Linked DNA regions of Mus musculus: region 1 is linked to region 2. A link is a loop called in an ENCODE intact Hi-C map of the cell type or tissue named here. Cell type or tissue: left cerebral cortex. All regions are shown on one strand.

The links. Hi-C counts contacts between places; a loop is a spot of excess contacts. Peaks named below come from ENCODE experiments on the same cell type or tissue, not always from the same donor. Only the 100,000 strongest peaks of a DNase experiment are listed, where the experiment ranks them.
Region 1: a loop joins it to region 2, with 6 times the contacts of the local background. A loop is called at or near these places in 5 of 42 quality-filtered maps.

What each region holds. Positions count from the first base shown.
Region 1 is chr15:60,820,015-60,828,014 of GRCm38, reverse strand. It overlaps Lratd2 (LRAT domain containing 1), which reads left to right and starts at 2,935. Exons shown (of 2, transcript NM_001162926.1): 1 at 2,935-3,501; 2 at 4,024-8,000. The coding sequence starts at 4,120. The coding sequence ends at 5,052. It overlaps 9930014A18Rik (RIKEN cDNA 9930014A18 gene), which reads right to left and starts at 5,050. Exons shown (of 3, transcript NR_030696.1): 1 at 3,232-5,050; 2 at 653-683. In left cerebral cortex, CTCF peaks have their summits at 2,852 and 4,912; DNase peaks (open chromatin) are centred at 4,839, 5,473, 5,754, 6,420 and 3 more places; H3K4me3 peaks cover 4,077 bases; H3K27ac peaks cover 2,151 bases.
Region 2 is chr15:59,384,825-59,392,824 of GRCm38, reverse strand. All of the region lies in intron 2 of Nsmce2 (NSE2/MMS21 homolog, SMC5-SMC6 complex SUMO ligase), which reads right to left. Among named protein-coding and RNA genes, the nearest start is that of Nsmce2, 15 kb to the right of the region's middle. In left cerebral cortex, CTCF peaks have their summits at 3,416 (motif pointing left), 4,237 (motif pointing left) and 6,398 (motif pointing right); a DNase peak (open chromatin) is centred at 3,409.

The sequences.
Region 1 (8,000 bases), 1.4 Mb before region 2:
GGAAGTAAAACAGATATGTGCTTTTCTGTCTTCCCAGTTTGGAAGAAGACATGGCCTTCTTAAAGCTATGGATCTGAGAGGCCACTCAATGGTAGTAACTCTCAAATTTAGAATATTGTTAACCCAACAGTATGAAATCCCAATGGTAAGCCGTTTGTTATCCATTGCCCAATCCACGGGTTTTGAGATTCATTTTACCTCAGTCTCTTCTATTTCCTGTTCTTATAGAACATGCCAGCGAGTGCTAAAGACTCTATTAGTCTGTGTCCTCAACTGTAACTGAGCTCTTGGAGGACAGGAGTATCTAGCAAGGTATATGCTGGGCTCATAGAATGAACGCATGCTATGATGCTAACTTGTAGAATGAATGCATGCTATGATGGGCACATGTCTAATATGTCTTCTAGGAACAGATTTTGAATGAAGTTCTCTTAAAATTAATAAGTTAAAAATAATAACAAAATCAATTAAAAATAGAAATAAAAGAAAGAATATTAAATATTTGAATTAGCAGTTGACCTGGGGACAGTCCTTGGGAAGTAGCAGCAGGAGGATTGAAAGTCTAGCTACAAAGAATTCAGTGCCAGCCTGGACAACTTAGTGTGACAGTATCTCAAAACATGTGAAAGGGAGAAAACAATAGAAAGCTTACCTATCATGTACAACAGCCCAGGTTCTGTCCTCTGCACCACAAAGAAGAAATACATAAATAGTCAATATATGAATTAGAAAACAGTGGGAAATAGCATATAGTCATGAGCTACATTATACATAATCAAGTGATAAGGTGTGAAATACATGTCTGTTGGATGGAAAGGGGGTTAGCAGAGAGACTCCTAGGGCCAGGAGGGGGACCTCCTTAAGTGAGATGACAGGACAGGAGGGGAAGCAATTGTAGAGCACACCTTTGAAAAGCTGTCACTCAGAGCAGCCTCAGAGCCAGAGCCACCAGCTCCAGCCCTTCAATGCTTACCATCCTAGGTAATGGGACTATTGGGTTTATAGTCTTAGATTTTTTTCTACTAAAACTGGTAAGCTCAACTTTCATTCACTAATTATTTGAGATGAACAAAGCCTTTTTAGAGACATTGTATAACCTCTGACCCAGTGCTCCATGTGGCCAGACGGAGGTTGAGCCCTTGACATTCATTAATTAAAAAAAAAATCTGCACCAGACAATGGCTATCAAAGGTATCACATGCTTACTTGCTGATTGCTTCATAAAACCAGGAAGTCATTTCTCTCTCTCTCTCTCTCTCTCTCTCTCTCTCTCTCTCTCTCTCTGTGTGTGTGTGTGTGTGTGTGTGTGTGTGTGTGTGTGTGTGAGTGATTTTTGGTCTATGGAAAACTTCCCCTCCAGCATCTACTAAACACTTATTAACTGAGTGAGTACTAGATAAGATGATGTGATGTCTGCTCCCTCTGGGACTTTATCATTGGCCAATTGAATAACTGAGCAACTGCTGAGATAATAAGAGAGAGTCAAAGAAGTACTGCTTTCTCAGCCTTTAGGACTTGAACTCAGGGTGTAAGCAGCAGCCTACTGTACAACTGTTCCCTTCCCACAGACTCCACCTCTTCCCAGCCCATCCAGTGTCATACAGGGGCAAACTGGCCCACAGTGTCTGGCAGAAGGTCTCACCACTCAACAGCCAAATTCTATGTGTAACACTCATCTCTGTGCTCACATGGTAGGAGTGATGGCTCCTGGAGCACGTTACTCAAATGTCCAGGAACCACTCTCCTAACCTCATATATCTCCAGCCAATCAGAACATATTGAAATTAAACCTTTAGGATACACACCGACCTCTCGTTTGGTGTAGCTTATACTGTGATCTTAGGCTTGCTGAAGGACTAACTTCCATCAGAGCCTTGACAATATTGATTGTTTTGGCTTAAAGGTACATAAGTAGATTGATTTTTGTTTCTGCTTTCAAACTAAAAAGGATCATAGTAGTGTTAGTATATTCCTGTTTCCACTGGTTGGTATGCACAGAATGAATAAATAATGTTACTTGGAAAAATTCAGTCGATGGAAAACAAGGTGCAGGTCTTGAATTGCACTGTTAACTGGCTAGGGTGCTTCCTAAGATTGTCTATTTCTGTTCTGACCCACTATTTAGAAGAAGGAGGGGAGAGGAGAAGGAGGAGGAAAGAAGAAGGAAGAGGAGGGGGAGGGGGAGAGGAGGGGTAGGAGGGGAGAGGAAGGGGAAGGGGAAGGAGGAGGAGGAGCAGTAGTAGCAGCAGCAACAAAAATCACTTTAGTAGTTTAGGTCTGGGGTAGAGAAATGACCCCAGCAGGGAAGAAAGTGTCCTCTTGAGGAGGTTAATAACCAACAAGGCTGTCACTTCCCTCAGGAGGAAGGAAATATATTCACCAGGAGTCTCTGCTAATTTGTTTTTAATTTAAGGACAATTAAGCAACTCTACACCCCCATCCCATTTCTGCATGCTTTCTCTCACAACTAGAAAAGAAATCTAAAACAAAGAAGGCTGTGAAGTTAATGTTGAGTTTACTTGGAGGGACACCTAACAGTCATTAGGGATTTGAGGAGCTAGTCAACTAAGTCCTGTATTATACTGCTTCCTCTTTCTGAATTATTATTATTATTATTATTTACTATCCAAAATTATTACTTGCTCTGGAAACAGGTTTTAGCTGATGTGTTTCTTGAACTGTTGCAGCACAGACTACTTTAGGTTATAAAAACGTTCTGATAAGAAAAGTCTGTCTCTCTTTCTTTAGATACTCCATCTAAGAAGAAATGGAAGGAGAAGAGGAAGAAAGACCAACATTTCACCACTTGCATTTCTATACTGGCAGGTGGCGTCTTGCTTCCAACTTCTCAGAACCCCAACTCAGCATAACAGAAAGGCAAGGGGGCTCAGGGCGGTAGAGGAAGCCTGCTCCCGTGGGAGGTACACTATTTACCAGCCCGATTTAAACCCGCTACGGAGGGGGCACGGTCCTGGAAGGGCGGAGCAGCCCTAGTGGGCGGGGCGGGGGCGGGGCTCCGAGGGACTAAGCTGGGTACAGGAAAGACCGGAGCTCTCAGAGCCACGTCTGTCTCTTTAAATGCCACGGGCTGCACTCCCGCCCGGGAGCCCCGAGCCGGATCTACAATCCCGTCCCTCCCGCTCCGGCGCTTGTTGCTCGCCTAGCCCGAGCGGGAGCTGCGGCCCCCGGGAAACCCAGCTAGCTCCTTCGGCTTCCCTCCTCGTGCCCCACCTTCCTGGAAATCTGCGTGAGGGGTCGTGCAGCAACGATCGTGAACAGGCATTGCCCCCCATCTTCAAGTCTTGGGGCTCTACACAACCGCGGGGGGCGGCGAGGGAGAAATGCGTCCTTCCCCGAAGCCCAGCTTCGCCTTGGTCTGCGCTGGGAGAGGAGGCACTGCGGAGCCCACACCTGCGAACTCGCCCTAGAAGTCTCGGGTGCGGCAGGGTGCCCCTCCCGGTCCCCTAGGGCTTCTACCTCTCGGGGAGAGAGTCCGCGCAGGTAATCTGAACCCCAGGGCAGGCGCGCGGGGGAGGGGCCGACGAGCCGCAGTGACTTGCGGCAGGTGAGTCTAGTCCGGAGGCTCACCTGCCACCTCCACGCCAAGGTAGCCTAGCAGGTTCTTGGGGGTGCAGACATTGAAGGACGTCAAAGGGCTAGTTAGGATCCGGAGTGGGAGGGGAAGTTAGGAAAGAGAAGGAAATTGGAATAAAGTTTCTATTTCCTTCCCTCCCCCACTCCTGCCCAGGGTTGGCAGGTAGGGCGCGGGCGGAAGCTGTCGGAGCTGCTGATGCAATGGCTTTGGCTGGGTCCAGGTGATAGCTGGAGGAAGGGGAAAGCTGGAGTGGCCATGTCTCCAGTGATCGTGACCTTAGTGGTGTAGAAACGCGAGGAAGCACGTCCCCCAGACTTCTCCTAAAATGGCTCCAGGTGCTCGGGCCCCTACCGGTTCTTTTTCAAGAAACAAACGTCTTTTTCTGGAGTGGCACCTACAAACATCTCCCTCGTCTTCTCTTCCAACAGGTGGCTTTAGCCCCTGCCCGGGCACCAGTGCCAATGACTCTGACGGTGGTTTCGCTTTCTCCTCTTGAAGTCTTGTGAACGAGAGTCCACAGCGTAATGGGCAACCAGGTGGAAAAACTGACCCACCTAAGTTATAAGGAAGTTCCCACGGCCGACCCGACCGGCGTGGATCGAGACGATGGGCCCCGCATCGGAGTCTCTTATATTTTCTCCAATGACGACGAGGATGTGGAACCTCAGCCACCGCCCCAGGGGCTTGATGGCGGAGCTTTGTCCGACTCCGGGGATCGGCCTCCCCTGCCCCCGCCGCAGCCCTACGACCCGCGGCAGCACGAGGTGGAATGCTCGGTGTTTTATCGTGATGAGTGCATCTATCAGAAAAGCTTCGCGCCAGGATCGGCGGCTCTGAGCACCTACACACCGGAGAACTTGCTCAACAAGTGCAGTCCGGGTGACCTGGTGGAGTTTGTATCGCAGGCTCAATACCCGCACTGGGCTGTCTACGTGGGCAATTTCCAGGTGGTGCATTTGCACCGGCTGGAGGTGAGCAACAGCTTCCTGACCGATGCGAGCCAGGGCCGGCGCGGCCGCGTGGTCAACGATCTGTATCGCTACAAGCCACTGAGCCCTAGCGCTGTAGTGCGCAACGCGCTGGCCCACGTGGGCGCCAAGGAGCGCGAGCTCAGCTGGCGCAACTCCGAGAGCTTTGCGGCCTGGTGCCGCTATGGCAAACGCGAGTTCAAGATCGGTGGCGAGCTGCGCATCGGCAAGCAGCCCTACCGTTTGCAGATTCAGCTCTCGGCTCAGCGCAGCCACACTCTCGAGTTCCAGAGCCTGGAGGACTTGATCATGGAGAAGCGGCGCAACGACCAGATCGGACGCGCGGCGGTGCTACAGGAGCTCGCCACGCACCTGCACCCGGCTGAGCCGGATGAGGGCGACAGCGACGCGACTCGGACTACACCGTCCCCCCTGCGTCCCCCAGCATCGGGCTCCGAGGAGGAGAACGGAGACTCGGTCGTGCACTGATACTTGAACTGGGCTCAGAGCTACAAAAGGAAGCTGTTTGCTGCAGCCACGCCCTCTTCCTCCCGCTCTTCTCCCCCCCCCAACACTTGGGCCCCATTTAGTATTCCTGGGCCTTTTGGAAAAAGCGGAGTTGGTGAAATGTACTGCAGGCTTTGGACAGGGGAGGAGGAAGGGGACTTAGGGAGCAGGTAGGATTGGCTGGTGGGTGGCCATGGGATGCTTTTTCTTCAGGCCCTCTCAGTCCACCTTCCTTTCCCAGGTGGGGTAAAGTGGGAACTTGCTTGCGGCTTCAACCCTATCAGATCTGGGACCAAATTTAACCCTTCGTATACAAGCAGGCTTGGGGGAAATCTCAGAGCACATTTGCCCTGCATTCTGTCTCTCTGGATCCCTCACTACACTCAGCTTGGAGGATGCAGGGTACAAAGGCCGGAGAGGATTGGGGAGGAGCCGCTTCGGGTCTGCTGGGAGAACTGCTTATCTGCTTCCCCCGCTGAGCTGTGCTTGGGATCCTAGAAGCTGGAGTGATTTATTTTTATGGGATTCCCGGGGCACAAGGCTGCTGAAACTACAAGATCTGGGATCAGCAGACCAAAACCAAACAGCCCCGTATTAAGTGCAGCAAATACTTTAGCAAACTCAGGCTACAGGCTACAAAAGGATTTCACTACCTCCCCCTCCCTATCCCCAAGTACCTCCTCTTGGGAAGCTGGCTCTAAGCGGAGTCTTTGGCTTAGACTCCAATTCCTTCCCCCGGTTACAAGTAAATCATTGTCAAGGGCCAGCCAGGGAAAGGATTCAATTAAGGTGCCATTCTGCCTCCTGTGTTTTTGGCCTGCTGTTGTGGACTCTTAGAGCTATGGTGTTGTTATCAGGGGAGGCAATAGCCCTTTGTGTCTCTGATCTAATTAAACCTGTTTGGCGTGTTCATCTGCAGGTCACAGATGGGGTTGGCTTGTGCCACCCCATAAAGTATCCTCTAGGGAATCAACCAGTGCTACCCTGGAAAGAATTAAATCTCTCCTTGTCCCCTTGCTAAGTGGTGAAAGTAACCCTTTAAAAACCAAGCTGGACCTAGGGTTCGTTTTGCTTTTTGTTTTTCTCTCCCTGGTCTCCCTTCCTCGACAGACAGTTGCTGTGGTAGGGTGAGGGTTACTTTGCCATCCATGATGGGTGAAGTTTAAAGTACAAAGTCTTGTCATATGTACCCAATTTCTTTGTGGCTTGGAGAACATCCGATTCAGAACCCTTTACTAAGGGTGGTGGCATCAGACACAGATCCCATGTAGTACTGTCAGAAGAGATTTGATGACAGTCCCAAACGTAGGTTGGTGGTGGCGGCATTCGGACAGGCTGAAGAGGTAGCAATTGTGTCTGCAACTGAACTTCCGTGCACTTTAGTACAAGGCTTTAAGACTGCGACAGCCTGGTGCCTGAACCGAAGGCAGACCTTTGACTGCCGAGGGCTTATAGGCAGTCTGTCAACTGCTTTCAAAAACTGAGCATACTTAAAGGCCTTTGCTGCTTCCACCAGTTTTTATAACACTGGAACTAGTTCTTAGATTGGAACAAAATCTTACTTGAGTGTCCTGAAGCCACGGTCATTGTTGGGCTTCTTGCTTGGGGAATCTTTGAACTCCCCCTCCCCCCTTTTTTTAATAAGCCTAAATCTTCATAGTACCTCAGTATGAAACGGTTTCGTTAGTTATAAAGGCATCAAATGCTCTTTCTGCTTTTATAATGCTTACCAAGCAAGTCCTTGTTCTTTGAATGTCAAAGATGAGCTACCTACACACTAGCCTTGGTTTCAGACATTGGAGGAGAACCATTTTCTAGTTAGGAGTATGGATCTGATTTCCCTGTTTAATGAGCTCATAGGTATTTGATTACATAGTCTTGTCCATGGAACAGCAGAGAGAATAAACACAGAGGATATTATTTAGGGAAACCTATGTCTAACAGATTTGTGAAAGTGGAAATTGATGCCCGCTGTGTAGACTGCAGGAGGGGAGGAATCAGAATGGCTGTCCACCAGCAGCTCTGGAATAGCAAACTCTCCCGGCTCTCCCATCCTTGCCTTCTTTCTCAGACCTCAAAGACCATACTAAGTGTAGCAGGTAACTTGTGTTATATATGAAGTACCTGCAAAGGAAGAACTCCTAAGGTCCACCCCACCTGTAGCATTCCTCTTTGAAAGTTGATCTGTTTCAGACGATGGTTTCTGGAATGTGCTGCCAGCAGTTTTGCTGGGTACTAATAATGCCAAATATGTAATACTTAGGAAGAGCTAACACGCTGAAAGTTTTCTTAGGGGGTAGAAAGTCTAAGGCAGTGGTCCTCAACCTGTGGGTCCTGATCCTTTTGGATGTTGCATGCTAGGTATTTGCATTACGGTTCATAACAGTAGCAAAATTATAGTTATGAAGTAACAACAGAATAATTCTGTGGTTGAGGGTCACTACAACCTGAGAAAGTAACCATATTTAAGGGTCATAGGATTCGGTCGAGAACCATTGCTCTAAAGTAAAGAACATCAATTTAGGGCTCTAAGATACAGTGTCGTGTCATCTCTTGCTTTTTAAGACTGCAGTGTTGTGGGGAAAACATTTTTTTACTTTAATGTTCTGGCAATGGCTACATCTGGCACTTTAGGGGGAAAAAAGTATATTAATAATTTTTGTCTCTCTTTAGGAATAAGACATAGAACTATTTTGTACTGTGAATTATGGACACTCTTTGAAGGAAAGAAATATTAATTCCAGTGTTTTTCTGAAGCTCTGGAAAGGGATAATAAGCAAGACCCCGTGGAACACGTACAAAAAGAGAAACCAGACAAATTCTATTTTCTTACCCGAGCAAATATTTTATTGAGACTGCTTATGTATGTCAAAGGAGCCTACAACTTCAGCTACACAACTTTTTGTATTGAAAGAACTCGTACTTTTGTA
Region 2 (8,000 bases):
CTTCAGGTTAAAGTGGTCACTGCTGCCGTCACCAGTTTACAATGGCAGTAATTAATTTAGAATTGAATAAATACTCTCAACCTTCCTCTCTCAGGTATGCACACTTACAGAGAGCCCATGAAGAACTTCTCAGTGAGTATAACTTCCCAGCTAGCACCCCCTTCTCCTCAATTATTCGCCTTATTCTTGACCAGACACAAAATAACTGCCATGAATACGAAACCAGGTGTGCTTATGGATTCCTGTAATCTCAGCCTTCTGGAGGATGAGGTAGGAGGGTAGTAACTTTGAGGCGAGCCTGGGTTACATGGTAAGACCCTGTCAGTAAAAAATCACAAAGCAAGGAGTGTGTGTGTGTGTGTGTGATAAAAGGTGGCTTTCAACTCTTCTTGTAAGTTTAAGACGCACAGTGAACCCCAATGAAAAAGACTGCTGGTTTTAAATCAACCTTCGCCATGACAGATGAGGACTCTACTGAAGGGCAAGAACAGATCCAAAGGTAAAGAAGCTGCCTTTCAACTTTGCTCTCTGATTCCACAGGCCTTAAAAAAAACATGCAAGAATATGCCTCTTGCAACTGTGGTCACATGCAAAAGTGAAGCAAGAAGCACATCTGTTTGGAGCTGGCCTCAAATGCCTCTAGTTCTTCTCCAAACCAGGTTCACAACTCCCACCCACAGAGAGAAAGCCAGGGCCTGAGGCGGCACCCAGGGACAAGCAAATTAGCATTCCCAAGGTCAACTGCTGACAGGCTTAATTGTTTACAGCAACTAGAATATGCTGGCTGCCGAAGTTAAGAGGCTTAACCTTCCAGCTTGCCCAACAGCATATGAAACTGATTTACCACATCAGCTACAAAATATGAAGAACTGTAGATGTGGATTCAAATGAACACACAACATTTTATACAGAAGCAAATGTAACAGGATCCTCAGAAACAATGCACTTTTTATTTTAAGCTGGCTAAACAATTTGGGGAAAACCCTAAAATACTAGCCACAGTTTCAGCAGAGGAGAGTGCAGGAGAAACTGAGTGTCTCATTCTTCCACCGGTTTGATTGGAAGACTCACCAGAACTGCTAAAGAGCTGCAGATCTAGCTGATTTGGCCATCTCTTATTTCTTACTCTGTCACAGAGAAGTGAAATAACCCTTATGTGTCTTTTGTCATCTCATAAAGTGTTATATGTGACCAATAAGCATAAGCAGTGTGGCTAGTCTGGAGTCTAGTGTACTGTAGGATTCTGATTTCAGTGCCCACGCTGTGTCAAAAGAACTCCTTAGGAGCTTTCATATTTATGACACATAAAAATATTTTATCTTTATTTACTTTTTAAATTATATTTGTGTGTATAGATGTTTTGACTGCATTATGTCTACGGATATACTATGGACATGAGTAGTGTCTAGTGTAGAAGCAGGTGTGGTATAGCCTGGGTTATAGGAATTGAACCTAGGTCCTCTGGAAAAGCAGCCAATCCTCTTACCCATAAAGCCATCTCTCTGGTCCCGAAAAATAGTTTCAGATACACTAGGTTAAATAAAACATTACAAATCTCTCCTTCCTCCATATTTTATGAAAGAAGGGCAGTAGAAAATTTTAAATTACACATGTGGCAAACACTGTAGTTTTATCAGGCTGCACGTGTACACATAAGTAATGGTATACAGAAACGCACAGCATGAATACAGGACTTCGTCTGTAACGGGGAAAGAACAGTGTGGGTAATGATCTCTAGAAGAATCAAGCTGCTTTCAGCTGTGCTACGTGTCGTCCTCATAAAAGCTCCTTCCCTCTGACCACAAGACATTAAAACTTTATGTCATTAAAAGAGGACTACAGTGCTTCACAAAAGGCTCCTCATGTCAGTTCTACTTCTGCCTCTGTTGTCATCTCTGCATAGCATTAAGCCAGCATCAGTTCTTGCCAATGGCCAGAGACATGATTTGGTGCTGGCCTGGCTTTTTACTGAGTGACTCCTACTTGTTTGTTTGTTTCTTTTTTTTTTTCTTCTTTTTATCTGTTTTAGTCCTTTTTATCCGAAGTTTGATCACTGAAATCTAACTGAAGCCCCAGCTCCAAAGGTCAAGAAAAAAAAACAAAAACAAAATAAAACAAAACAAAAAAAGCTGAGAAGAAAACAAAAGAATCAATAGCAAAAGCATTGTCAAAGGTCTAGAAAAATCCAAACAGTATTTAGGTACTATACATAGTCTGTTTAAAAAAAAAAAAAATCAGAGCCGGGCGTGGTGGCGCAAGCCTTTAATCCCAGCACTTGGGAGGCAGAGACAGGCGGATTTCTGAGTTCGAGGCCAGCCTGGTCTACAAAATGAGTTCCAGGACAGCCAAGACTATATAGAGAAACCCTGTCTCGAAAAACCAAAAAAAAAAAAAAAAAATCAGGAAGTTTTGCTATTTCAAAATAAAACATGCTACTGTGAACAGGAGAGCTTAGCACACAGAACAGAGCAAGCCAGTACCTCTCCCCAGAACCACCATGTAGAGAACCATCTAGCTCTTAGGTCATCAGTGAGTAAAACATCTGGAGGTGGTGACACAGCTGGAATGTATGGAGTGAGACTCCAAGGTAAGAAAGAGGAGAGGCAAAAAAACAGTCAAAAACACTTTTCCGAGAGCCCTTTAAAAGGGAACCGATCAACACTGTAAAGAAGCACTGTTGCTGCTGCTGCCTCTTAGACAAGAAAAAAAGAGTGGAAAGCCAAATAACCGCTCGTGGCATCCAGCTAAGGTCTGAAGACCGCCTAGTTGTCTGTGGACCTCCACACCAAGAACCAAGTTGCAAATTCAATAGGTCATTTTGTATCAGAAGGTCAATTTATGAAGCACCTATAATTTTTCAATTATAAGAATATATTCTCTGGGTTCTGTTGTGACCCAGACAATAACTTTTTTTTCTATTGTGGGTTCTGTTTTTTTTCCCTCATCCCAGAAATTGGTTTTGATGTACCCAACACTTAAGATTCTCAAATAAGGGAAATAAAATCTCCATTAAAAAAAAAAAAAAAGCCAACGGGCAGTGTGTTTCACACTTTTAACCTTCTACATTGTTTCAACTGAAAAAAGGACAAAATTATGAATATGTATGTATTTTAAAGTGATTATAAAAGTTAACAAATCGCCAGGCGTGGTGGCGCATGCCTTTTAATCCCAGCACTCGGGAGGCAGGTGAATTTCTGAGTTCGAGGCCAGCCTGGTCTACAAAGTGAGTTCCAGGACAGCCAGGGCTATACAGAGAAACCCTGTCTGGAGAAACCAAAATAAACAAATAAATAAATAAATAAATAAATAAACAAACAAACAAACTAACTAACTAACTCACTCACTCTGATCAAGAGACTTAAGACTTAGGTCAATGACTATGCTCTAAAAAGTGCTCTGATGCCATCTAGTGGCAGGCAGGTCTCCTACAGCATGGGACAGACTGACTGGTCTAACTTTCTCAAACTGTAGTAGTCCCTAGACTATTAGCAGCACCTGGGAATCTTGGAAATGCAAATTCCGGCACTATTCAGAATTACTGAAACTGTGGAGGTAAATACCAGTCATCTACTTTCATGAGGCCTCTCGGTAGTTCTGATGCACTCTCAAGTTAGAGACTTCTGGTCCTCAAGTGCAAAGTCTCTAAAATGATTTTTATTCATTAATAAATGAGCTCATTTTCTAACTGTAAACAGTAACTCATTTTTCATTATAGATCCAAACATATCTTATTAAGGAACAACCTCAAAAGCCATTTACAAATCCAGTGTGGTAGTGCACACCTTTAACCCCAGTGCTTGGGACTCCGAGGCAGAAGCAGGCAGTTCTCACTCTGAGGCCAGCCTGGGTTACAGAGTGAGTTTCAAGAGAGCTAGAGCTGCCCTCTCCCCCTCCCCAGGCCATCTACCACCCTATTTACATAGTTCGACACCTGATATGCATTATAGTGGTTCCAAACTCTTAAGGTACTTAATGAGCACCAGAGGGCTTTGTCCCCAGAAAGTCCATTTTAAGGGGTTCCTACCATTAAAATAACCAACATACCTACAAAGAAATCATTTAAATTAAAGAGCTACATGGAACAAAAGCAAAGCATTAACTGCTATCAGTATGAAAGGATAGGTAGCCCATTACTGTGGCTAAAAACACAAGGAACAGGGCTGGAGCGATGGCTCGGAGGTTAAGAATCCTGAGTTCAATTCCCAGCAACCATCTATACTGAGATCTGGTGCCCTCTTCTGGCAAGCAGGCATACATGAGGGCAGAACATAAATCTTCACAATTCCTTAAATATCAACTTAGAAAACATCAAGGTTCAGTAAAACAAGGCCCACAGTGTACTTCAGTGTTCCCACTGTTTTAATTCACTTGGTACAGAACAAGAAGGTCACTGTGGAGAGAAATAACTGTGAAGAGCCATGTGGCTTATAGCCCACACCTCAAATACACGAGAGCATCAGAGACTTGCTTTACTACTTTGCCTCTATTTTTCCTATCAATGCATATGCCCAGACTCGCAGGAAACAGCTAGTTAAATCCAACACTTTAAGAACGGCCTACACTGATATTTCCAACAGCTTTTCTCTTTTCCTTTTCAAACCTTCTCTTAACAATCTCTAACACCTTCCCCCACTGCCTCTTGTCCTCACAAGACTCACAAGGCTCTGTGCTGGACAGTGTAGGGACCTTTGCCATCTTTGCTAGCTCAAACACGTTAGCTGTTCATTAGCCATTATGCCCATCCAAAAAATAGCATTTTGACTTAGGTTTTCTCATTTTTAACCTAAAATACTACAAACTCCATAAACTGATTAAGAACTACAGAAAGCACAGCAGACTGTGCTGGGCAAATCACTAAGAGCAGTTGCTCCAGTTTGGATAATCAATGCTCCCAAAAGCTGTTGTGTTTTAAATGGGTGCACGTGGAAGGCATCATGGGTAGCTGTAGAACCTTTGAAAGACTGTGAAGTGCTTCGGTTGCTAGTGCTATGGTCTTGAATGGGAATTGAGATGCTGACCCTTTCTTCCTCTTTTCTTGTTTGCTGGCAGGGACTGTGAGCTCCTGCCACAATGTGCTGCTTACCACAGGTCCCTAGAGATCATAGATGGGAACCTCCAAAACAATAAAAAGTTGTTTTAATTGAATTAGCTCAGATGTTCTGTAATGGTGACACAAAGCTGACTGACACAGTTGTTGAGGGTTACTGCTGTCCACCAACAGCTACTACGAGGTTAAAAAGGGGTCAGAGGTGTGTGTGAGCTAGAGACAGGTAATTGGGTTCAAATTCAAATTCTCTTTCTGCATCCTAGGCTTAACTTACTTCAACTCCGTGAGACTCAGTTCCCTACTGACAGATGGAGGATAAGGCTATTTCTCTCACTCAGCGATGGTCACTTCCTGAACCTTCTCACCTGGCAGAATGGGCCTAACTTATCTATGTAGCTCCTTTGCTTCTCTCCCAACAGAAGCTTTGAAAATGGCTACACCAGGAGGTATATCCCAGGGCAGGATTAAGAAAGATGCTAATAGCACAGTTAAATGCACACCTCACACGTTTCTAAGACATATATCACAATGTAGGGAAATTCCACCAGCACAGGAAGTAGGCAACTCTAATACTACACTAAACACTAGCTTTTTTGGCCTTTTGCTGAACTTGGATAAAAAGTTGCTATAGAATGTCCAAGAGTGCTAATACCTGCTCAACAGCCAGCTCTCAGCTTCCTGGGCAGAAGCGTGTTAGAGCAATACTTGCCTGTATCCAGAGGGGAAGTCACTTCTCCAACCACAGCTTTTAGACTCCAACACCCAAATGCTTTAAATGCTTGACTGACTGAGTCACTCAATAAGCATTCACAGAGAACCTAAAACATATAAGTCCAGGACCAGGCACTGGGCAGGAAGTACATGCCTCTACATGAACCCTACCCTCAGGGACATGACAACACAGGCCAGCTACAGAACTGAGACCCTCTGAATACAAGGAAAGGCAGAGCAACAAAAGATCAAGTAATTGTTTGCCAAAAGAAGCCTGAACACTGCCTGTACCAATTTCCAAATTTCCAAAACCCCAAAGTTCATTAACATGTGGACACATGCACGTAGGTATGAATGTATGTGTAGGCGTAGGGGTGTGTGTGTGTGTGTGTGTGTGTGTGTGTGTATACACACATCCCAGGCAGCAGCGACTTACTAGTCTTTATTGTGGAGGAGCTATCCATGCATATCCATGTCATTATCTTGATTTAACTTTTATAATCACTTCAGAAATAATTTTGTTCTTATATTAGGCAGTTGCACTTGGAGAAATTTTAGAATGTTAAGATGTATGTAATGTATTTTCCTATTGGCTCCCTTTGTTGGAAATGACAACTAAAAGCCAGCAGAGGGCAGTACCACACAGAATGCAAATTATAACACCCAATTTTTTAAGCGCCTATGGCAACTCCTAAAGGACAAAATGGCCCACTGCTTGCTCTCATTCTTATTTTCTCACATTCTCTCATTTTGTGTGTGTGTGTGTGTGTGTGTGTGTGTTAAATAAAGTACATGAAAATGGCATTTGTGCTCCATTGACATAGATATAAATATAATGAAGGAGTTAGATAACTAGGAAAAAATTTATAGTAAACTTCCTCTTAGGACTGACACAATCATTCCATACACTGTGTGAGGTCTTGTGTGTTCAAGGTCTAGGCTCAGGTGCAGAGTATTCATGGGTCAACTCTGCCTGTGGGGTAAGCAAAATGACTGGAAGGCCAACCTGGACTTACATTTTTCACCCCTAGGAGAATTTCATACAGTGTGTTTTTATCATATTTTTTCTATTTTTATTTTTTCTTTTAGACAGGGTCCTACTATATAGCCCTGGTTGTCCTAGAACTCTCTATAGAATAGGCTGGCCTCAAATTCACAGAAATTTGCCCGTCTATTTCCTCAGTGTTGGGATTAAAGGTATGTGCAACCACAAAGCATTTATGACAAAGCATAATGGTTCATTTTTCTATGCTTAAATCTGAACCATATTAATTTCTAATTCTGTGGCTTTAGAAACAGTAATTAACTTTTTTAAGCCAGACCTCTCTCATTCAGAAAGTTATGATAACTTTATTTCTATGTCATGAGACTGCTGATGGGATCAAGTGAGAATCCAAGTAAAAACATACCCTACCCAGCATACTCAAAGTCTAAAACAAATCGCATACTGACTTTATGGTTATGGCCACTACCATTAATAATACTATACTTGGACACAGATCAAAAACCATACTGTCTGACCGAGTAACTATGATCTTTCTGCCTCAGAGCTTCAGAATCCGAGGGAAACAGATAAAACGTACAAATACAAATACTCAACCGAAGTATCTATCAACCTGGTTATTTCATTCAAATACTATGCATTCCAGACCCACCCATGTTCTCATAGTTAACACAATTCTATCCTTTCTAATATCCTTTCTAATGTCTGACTGGATATATATATGTATTCATTATACATATAGTATGCATAATCCAATAAATATCAGATGATATCATGTTGTATCAACCTGACAAGTTATAAGTAACGATCATAATGTCTAAGATATGCATAAAACGGTTTGAATATTGTACAGTATAGGTCTGTAGTGAACCATATGATACCCCAAAAATATGTACTCTTATTTGCCAATTTTTAAAAGGTACTGAGAAAAAAATATCTTAAATTAAAACCTACATTTTTCTATAAAAATTTTGAGAGGGCTTGTAATTCTATTTTTATATAATTTGGGCCATGAGGAACTGACTTAACATACAACAGACTATGATTTTCCTTTGAGGCTATTCTATATTCTGGAAAATGCCTGTGAAAATGGAAAGCTACACTAACAATTTGGAAATATACCAAAATTTCCTTGAATTTTAGGTAACATTTTAATAGACAACATATGCTTTATATTTAATTATATTAAGCCAAAATGTTAATTGAAAAAAAAATCTCTCCTAACCAACTCTTATGGGG